Linked DNA regions of Mus musculus: region 1 is linked to region 2. The links are chromatin loops, found by intact Hi-C in ENCODE. Cell type or tissue: left cerebral cortex. All regions are shown on one strand. Each heading gives the region's core, and the rest is flanking DNA. Links, peaks and the distances in the headings are about the cores only. Region 1 has its middle 690 kb from the start of Gm35380. Region 2 has its middle 420 kb from the start of Gm35191.

Region 1 (2,924 bases), core at 92-2,591, 530 kb before region 2:
GGGAGACAATGAACAAGGTAGTGTGGTGGTTTGAATGAGAAAAGTTCTTGGAGGCTCATGTATTTGAAGGTTTAGTTACTAGACAGTGGAACTCTATGGGAAGGGTTAGGAGTTTTGACCTTCTCGGAATAAGTGTGGCCTTGATAGAGATCATGTGTCACTGGCATAAGGCTTGAGATTTCAAAAGCCCATGTCAAATCCAGGTACATTCCCCACCCAGTAAATGGTGTAACCCCCTGAAGCTATAAGCAAGCCCTGTAATAAATGCATTTTTTTCCTCTATAAGTTTCCTTAGTCACAGTGTCGTTTTACAGTAATAGAACAACAAGCAAAATAGGCAGGGAAGATGAGAAAGGATTAGAGACCGAGTAAATTAGAGGAAGACAATGAGTACATTTTACTTTGGGCTGGGTGAAAAAAAAAATCATGTCATGTTTGCTATTTTCCTTATGGTGAGGAAGAGCCAAGTGTTTGAGATTTTTATAGAAGCTGCAATTTAGAGATTGTAAAGATAGAGGGAAAAGATATTGCTGACAAACAGTATCCTCAGTGTTAGAAGATTCTAGAAACCCAGATTTTCTAGAATTTGGAAACAGACAGAAAGATCATTTTTATTCAAGAGCCTCTCCAGTTGAGACCCAAGGATGATACAGGACTGGGTATTGAATTGATGAGCTGCATTGCCTCATTTCTCTTTGGAAGCTCATATTCACCTGAGCTAGAACCTTGCAGATAATATACACAGCTCAAGGAAACGGAGTCCCACAGGGCATACTCCACAGCCAGATCTATGCAGTTTAAGTCTTAACCCTCCTGCAGATCTCTCTTTCCCTGCAAACAGACTTCCTCGGTTTAAATGTTCCAGTGCATTCTCTCTTCTTGACTTTTTTCCTCTGTGGTACTAAATTGCCTTAGGTATCCACCTGCAACCTTTTGAAATTAACCTACCCACATAGTTAAAACAATTGCAACAGTAGTGTTCTATTCTAGGACTGTGTCTGGAGACAATGTTAGCTACAGGAAATAAGCCCTTCAGTACCTCCAGGAATCCTGTGATTCAGATTTGAGGGGGGGGCGTTGTCAGACTCCCCCTGTCTCCCATGTTTAAGATGTTGGCTTTTATTATTTTATTGCTAGCAACCTAGAAATGGGAAAGAGAAAAAGAAAACTATGCCATTCTGAAAATAAGTGACCCAATTTTAGCCCCAGATGAAAGGGAAAGAAAAATCAGAAGAGAACAAGCCAATCTGTGGGAAGAGCAGCCATCTGTGCTTTGAATTAATGTAAGTTAGCAAACTTCCTCACGTCGGAAGCAGAAAGGGCATATTGGAGGACAATTCTGGCAAATGCAGCATGTAGGCAGTTCTGAGAAGGGACCCTCACCTTACTGTGTCTGCATCTTATAACTGGTCTAGACAATTTTGGAGATGTTGGTGAAGGTATTTTGAGTATCTGAGTTCTAAACACAAGTCTTACCTTGGGGACTCTCCATCAGAATCACTGCCTCAAGCACTGAGTGCCAATTCACCTCCTGAAATTAGGTGGAGTAGGAAAAGGAAACCTTAAATCCTGTGCCTGTGTCATTCTTTAGACATAAACACAAGGAGCACAGAAAGCAAAGCGAGCTGCACAGATTTAGGAGAGGACAGCGATCTGCTATGTTAATAAATAAAGACACATGCAAGAAGTGCTATTTAAGATGATACATGGAATGTTCTTTATTGATGTGGCTGTAAGATGAACCAGTTTTGGTGAGAATGAACTCCTTTGAATTAATTGTGGCTCTTTTGGAAGAACAAACATAAGGCCAGTTCTGCAAGCAGAAGGAAAATACTATATGTACTGTTTTGTGGGCTAGTAGCAACATTGTTTTAGAATTAGGAGGGCTGGATTAATTAAGGACTTGCACAGTGTTTATTACAGAGAAGTTGCTCAATCTTCATAGAAAAATAAGTAAGTCCAATTCTGACAAGAATTGTGCAGGTATTTCCAATACCTGAGCCTGGAGATTATTTCCCAAAATGAGGACCAGAGAAGGCACATGATGCACTTTAGTATCCAGGAAGGGGTGAAAAACTAAATGTGTTAATATTTCAGTTTTTGGAATTTTAAGACACTGTCTAAAAACCTTGGTAACATGGACTGTGGTTTTAATCGCATAATTTCATGTTTAGTTGCTCCTAGGTTCTAAATCCCCTCAAAGTCCTTGGCCACTTTACTAAATTCTTGCACAAGTTTTAGCTTTTTATTTGCTTGTGTCCCTGGGAGGTTTATTACACTGGCTTCATAAAGGGATGCCTAGCTATGTGTACCCTGGCATTGCTGTTTCTTCTCTTCTTGTTAAGCAGTCTAGTGGACAATAACATTAGTATTTCCAGCTTATAGAAGAAGCTTACATTTGAAAGAACATCACCACTGGAGTAAACTTTGGAGATGTCTTGCCTGGCTTTAAATCCTGGTCTCCTGCTCACCTGCTGTGTGCTTTTGAGCAAGTAGGTTGACCTCTTTGTCACTCAGATTCTTCTTCTGCAAAATGAACTAATATCTAAGCATTTTGCATGTGGAAGTAATAAAACTGAAGGAGCTGCTATGTTGCACCCAAAGAAAGCTTTCTATAAATATTAGCCATCCCCATTATACTAGAGGGGTTAAACATCTTTCTTTTATATGCCAGCATCTTCTGGAAAAGGTATGCTGGTCTTGTCCAGAGCCAGTGGTCTCCTGATTTCCATCATCAGGTGTGTAGGAATAACATTTTGTATTGTTTTATGAAAATAATTAAAGGCTGTGGAGTGTACCATCTTTAAGATTAAATTATCCCAGTCTAGAAAGAATCTGAAAATTCATTTCAAAATTGAAAGCTGTCAAATCATTATAAACATTTGGTTGTTCCTGTAATTGACAATGAAAGGTAGGTATTCGTT
Region 2 (2,924 bases), core at 181-2,680:
TTGTTGAAATTAACTTACAGTAAATTGTAAAATAATACATAGTAATTTTCCCTAGTTTTAAATAAATCATCTCATCGCCTTTCTTGCAAAAATATAATATACTGATAAACTAAATAATAATAAATTTTGTTTTTCTTTTTAGACAGCTTTTTATTTTTATTTTATGTGTATGGGTTTTTTTTTTTTTTTTTTTTTTTTGACCATGTGTGTGCTTTGTTGCTAGAGTCCAGAAGATGACGTCAGACTTCCTAGAACTGGAAATACAGATGGTTGTAAACCAAGATTTTGGTGCTGCAAACCAAGTTACATCCTTGAGAAGTGTAGCCAATGCTCTTTAACTTCCGCCATTTCTCTTTCCCCTAAAGCTATAGGTATTACTTTTTAACTCGGATGGTATATTTGCCAATCTAGTAGAACATATGCATTTATCAGCTTGGATTCACTATGTTTCCCTGCCAGTGGATGATAATAGTCTTTCATGATTTCCTTTGTCATTCATCATCGAAAGTAGAGAAGGGACTATGCACAGGAATGGGTTAGAAGCTTGATCAGAATATCAGCATCCCCGGCAGTTTCAGACTTGCTTGTATAAGAAGCTGAACTTCTTGATATCTTACTTTCTCTCTATGAAATGTTATCACCAGACCATTCATAAGATGACTGCTGCTAATACAAATGTTTATGAGAGTTGAACAGCATTGAGCTCATACTAAAACTTCTTCCTGCTATGCTATCATGTCCCTTGAACTCCAAGGTGATAAGATGAGGTCATTCAATGAGACACTTAAACCTAGGAAATAGATGATGAAACTGAGACTCAGAGGAGGGTGCCCATTTGATGTAAGAGCAAATGGTGTCTATTTGGTCCGCATGCACTAAGTATGAAGAGAATGATGATTTTAAAAAGGAAGCATGGTCTTTGAGTCAGAGATCTGGCTTAAGCCCACCTCAGTCAATTATTTTCAATCTTTGAAATTTTGAAACATTTTAATTTCCAGCTTTATCACTTGTCAACTAATGTTTGTAAGAATACACCCTAAATATATATAATGAATGAAGCAGGATTGAATATCAAATACATACATAATTTTATGACATCCAATCTATGACAGTCAACTTGGCATACCTGTTAAATTCAAACTAAACTTTTCATCAGTAGGTATATTTCTATTAAGTAAGCTGAAATTCCATGTACAATACCAATAGCATCAGCATTTAACAATAGTAACAGAAAAAACAAAGGGACTCTACCTAATAGGAAATGTTTCTTAGTTCTACTTTACAAGGCCATGATGGATATTGAAGTCATTTGAATTTTAAGGTTCCAGAAAACTGCATTTGAAATAAATGCCCTCAACACACTTTTTTTTATATTACGTCATTTCATACATCCATAAAAGGAGTGGATTTTTTTTTGTGTGTGTGGTAGTTTTTCTCATGGAACAGCTCAGCCAACCTAAGAGTAGAGGAATCTCTTATAGACCTTTCTTTGTAGTACTGTCTTTCTTGAACTTATCATCCCAGTATGCCTCCCACTTGCTTTTCTTCATCTTCTAAGCTTGGGGCTGTCTCCATGTGACCTAGATTTACAATTGTTGCATATTATACACATAGAAGGGTATTCTTTGTCTCTGTGTGCCAGGCTGGTAGCCAGATGTACATCACCCATTTAAATATACCATCTGGAGCTCCTTGTGTCTGCTCTCCCTACTGTAGCATTCTCACACCTGCACTTTTCCTTTAGCTTTGCAGGCATTCCTAGATTTTGCCAGCCCTGGCATTTTTCAGCAACAATGTATTTTCTGACAGTTTCATTGAAAGAAAGTAAAGCTTAACACCTTTCAACTCTGATATTGCCTTTGGCTCCTGCACAGGCATCTGTCATTACAGGTTCTATTTTGGGGGTTCAGGGAGTCACACAGTTTGGAAGACTACACTGTGCCAGAAATCAACATCAATCCTATTCTGTCATTCTTCTGCATACTACTTTCCAATGGTGTCCATCATGCCCATACTATCTGGAAATCCTTAAATATAATAGCCTGCATGTGTGGAACTCTTTGATCCTTCAACAATATCTGATAACCAAAGTCTCTTTGCTCCAACCACAGTGACCCAGTTTCTGTTTCACTTCCAACCAGCAAAGATTTCTTTTTCAGGTTTATGCTGTTTTGTGTCAAAAATATTCTCTGACTTCATGCAACTATACGTGCATGTTTCCCAGCTTTTTATTTAAACATCACATCCTTGGGAGAGTTTTTTTTTGTTGTTGTTTTTTTTTGTTTCTTTTTTTATGAATTCCTAACGTACCTTAACTATTGAAATCCATTCTGTCATGCAAAGCTAATTATGTGTAAACCACACCTACGTTTTGTTTGTTTGAGTTTTTCTTTGTAAAATTATTATATTTAAGGGGTTATATTATATATAAGGGCTGTTTGTTACTCTTATTTAGAATTTATATTCCATGGTTATAAAGAACTTCTAAATATGTTTTGTTTGTTTTACCTTCCAAAGAATAATAGAGTCCTATACATTGTGTAATCCCTGCAAATTTTTAATGATCATTATTTGATTTCAGAATGGAAACTTTCAACTCAGTCATGTCTTGATTCTCATAAAATCAAGTGTTTTACTTTAATATTCTTTTGGGTTGAGACACAAAGATGTTACATCTTTTGCTAGAATTTTAATCTAGAAAGAGCAAACTTCTGTATTTTTGGCAGTTATGTAAACAGTACTGGCTAAGTGAGTGGCAGTGATCCTACTGATCCTACATTCCCCCAACCATAACTTTTTTTTTTGAAGTGGAGATGAGTCTGTCACTCTTCTATCTCTTCATTTTAGACATTGTTATACCAGAGGGTTATTTTAGTATGTATATACAGGCAAAATTATTACACTGAACAAAAATCCTATAGAGA

Evidence for each region. Peaks named below come from ENCODE experiments on the same cell type or tissue, not always from the same donor. Only the 100,000 strongest peaks of a DNase experiment are listed, where the experiment ranks them.
Region 1: it touches region 2 in a loop (2.4-fold over the local background); 2 of 42 quality-filtered maps call a loop at or near these places.

What each region holds. Positions count from the first base shown.
Region 1 is chr5:40,927,653-40,930,576 of GRCm38, reverse strand. No RefSeq gene overlaps it. Among named protein-coding and RNA genes, the nearest start is that of Gm35380, 690 kb to the left of the region's middle. In left cerebral cortex, for the core only: no CTCF peak of the experiment used is centred there; DNase peaks (open chromatin) are centred at 188, 497 and 1,225; H3K27ac peaks cover 1,443 bases.
Region 2 is chr5:40,401,649-40,404,572 of GRCm38, reverse strand. No RefSeq gene overlaps it. Among named protein-coding and RNA genes, the nearest start is that of Gm35191, 420 kb to the right of the region's middle. In left cerebral cortex, for the core only: no CTCF peak of the experiment used is centred there; a DNase peak (open chromatin) is centred at 1,671.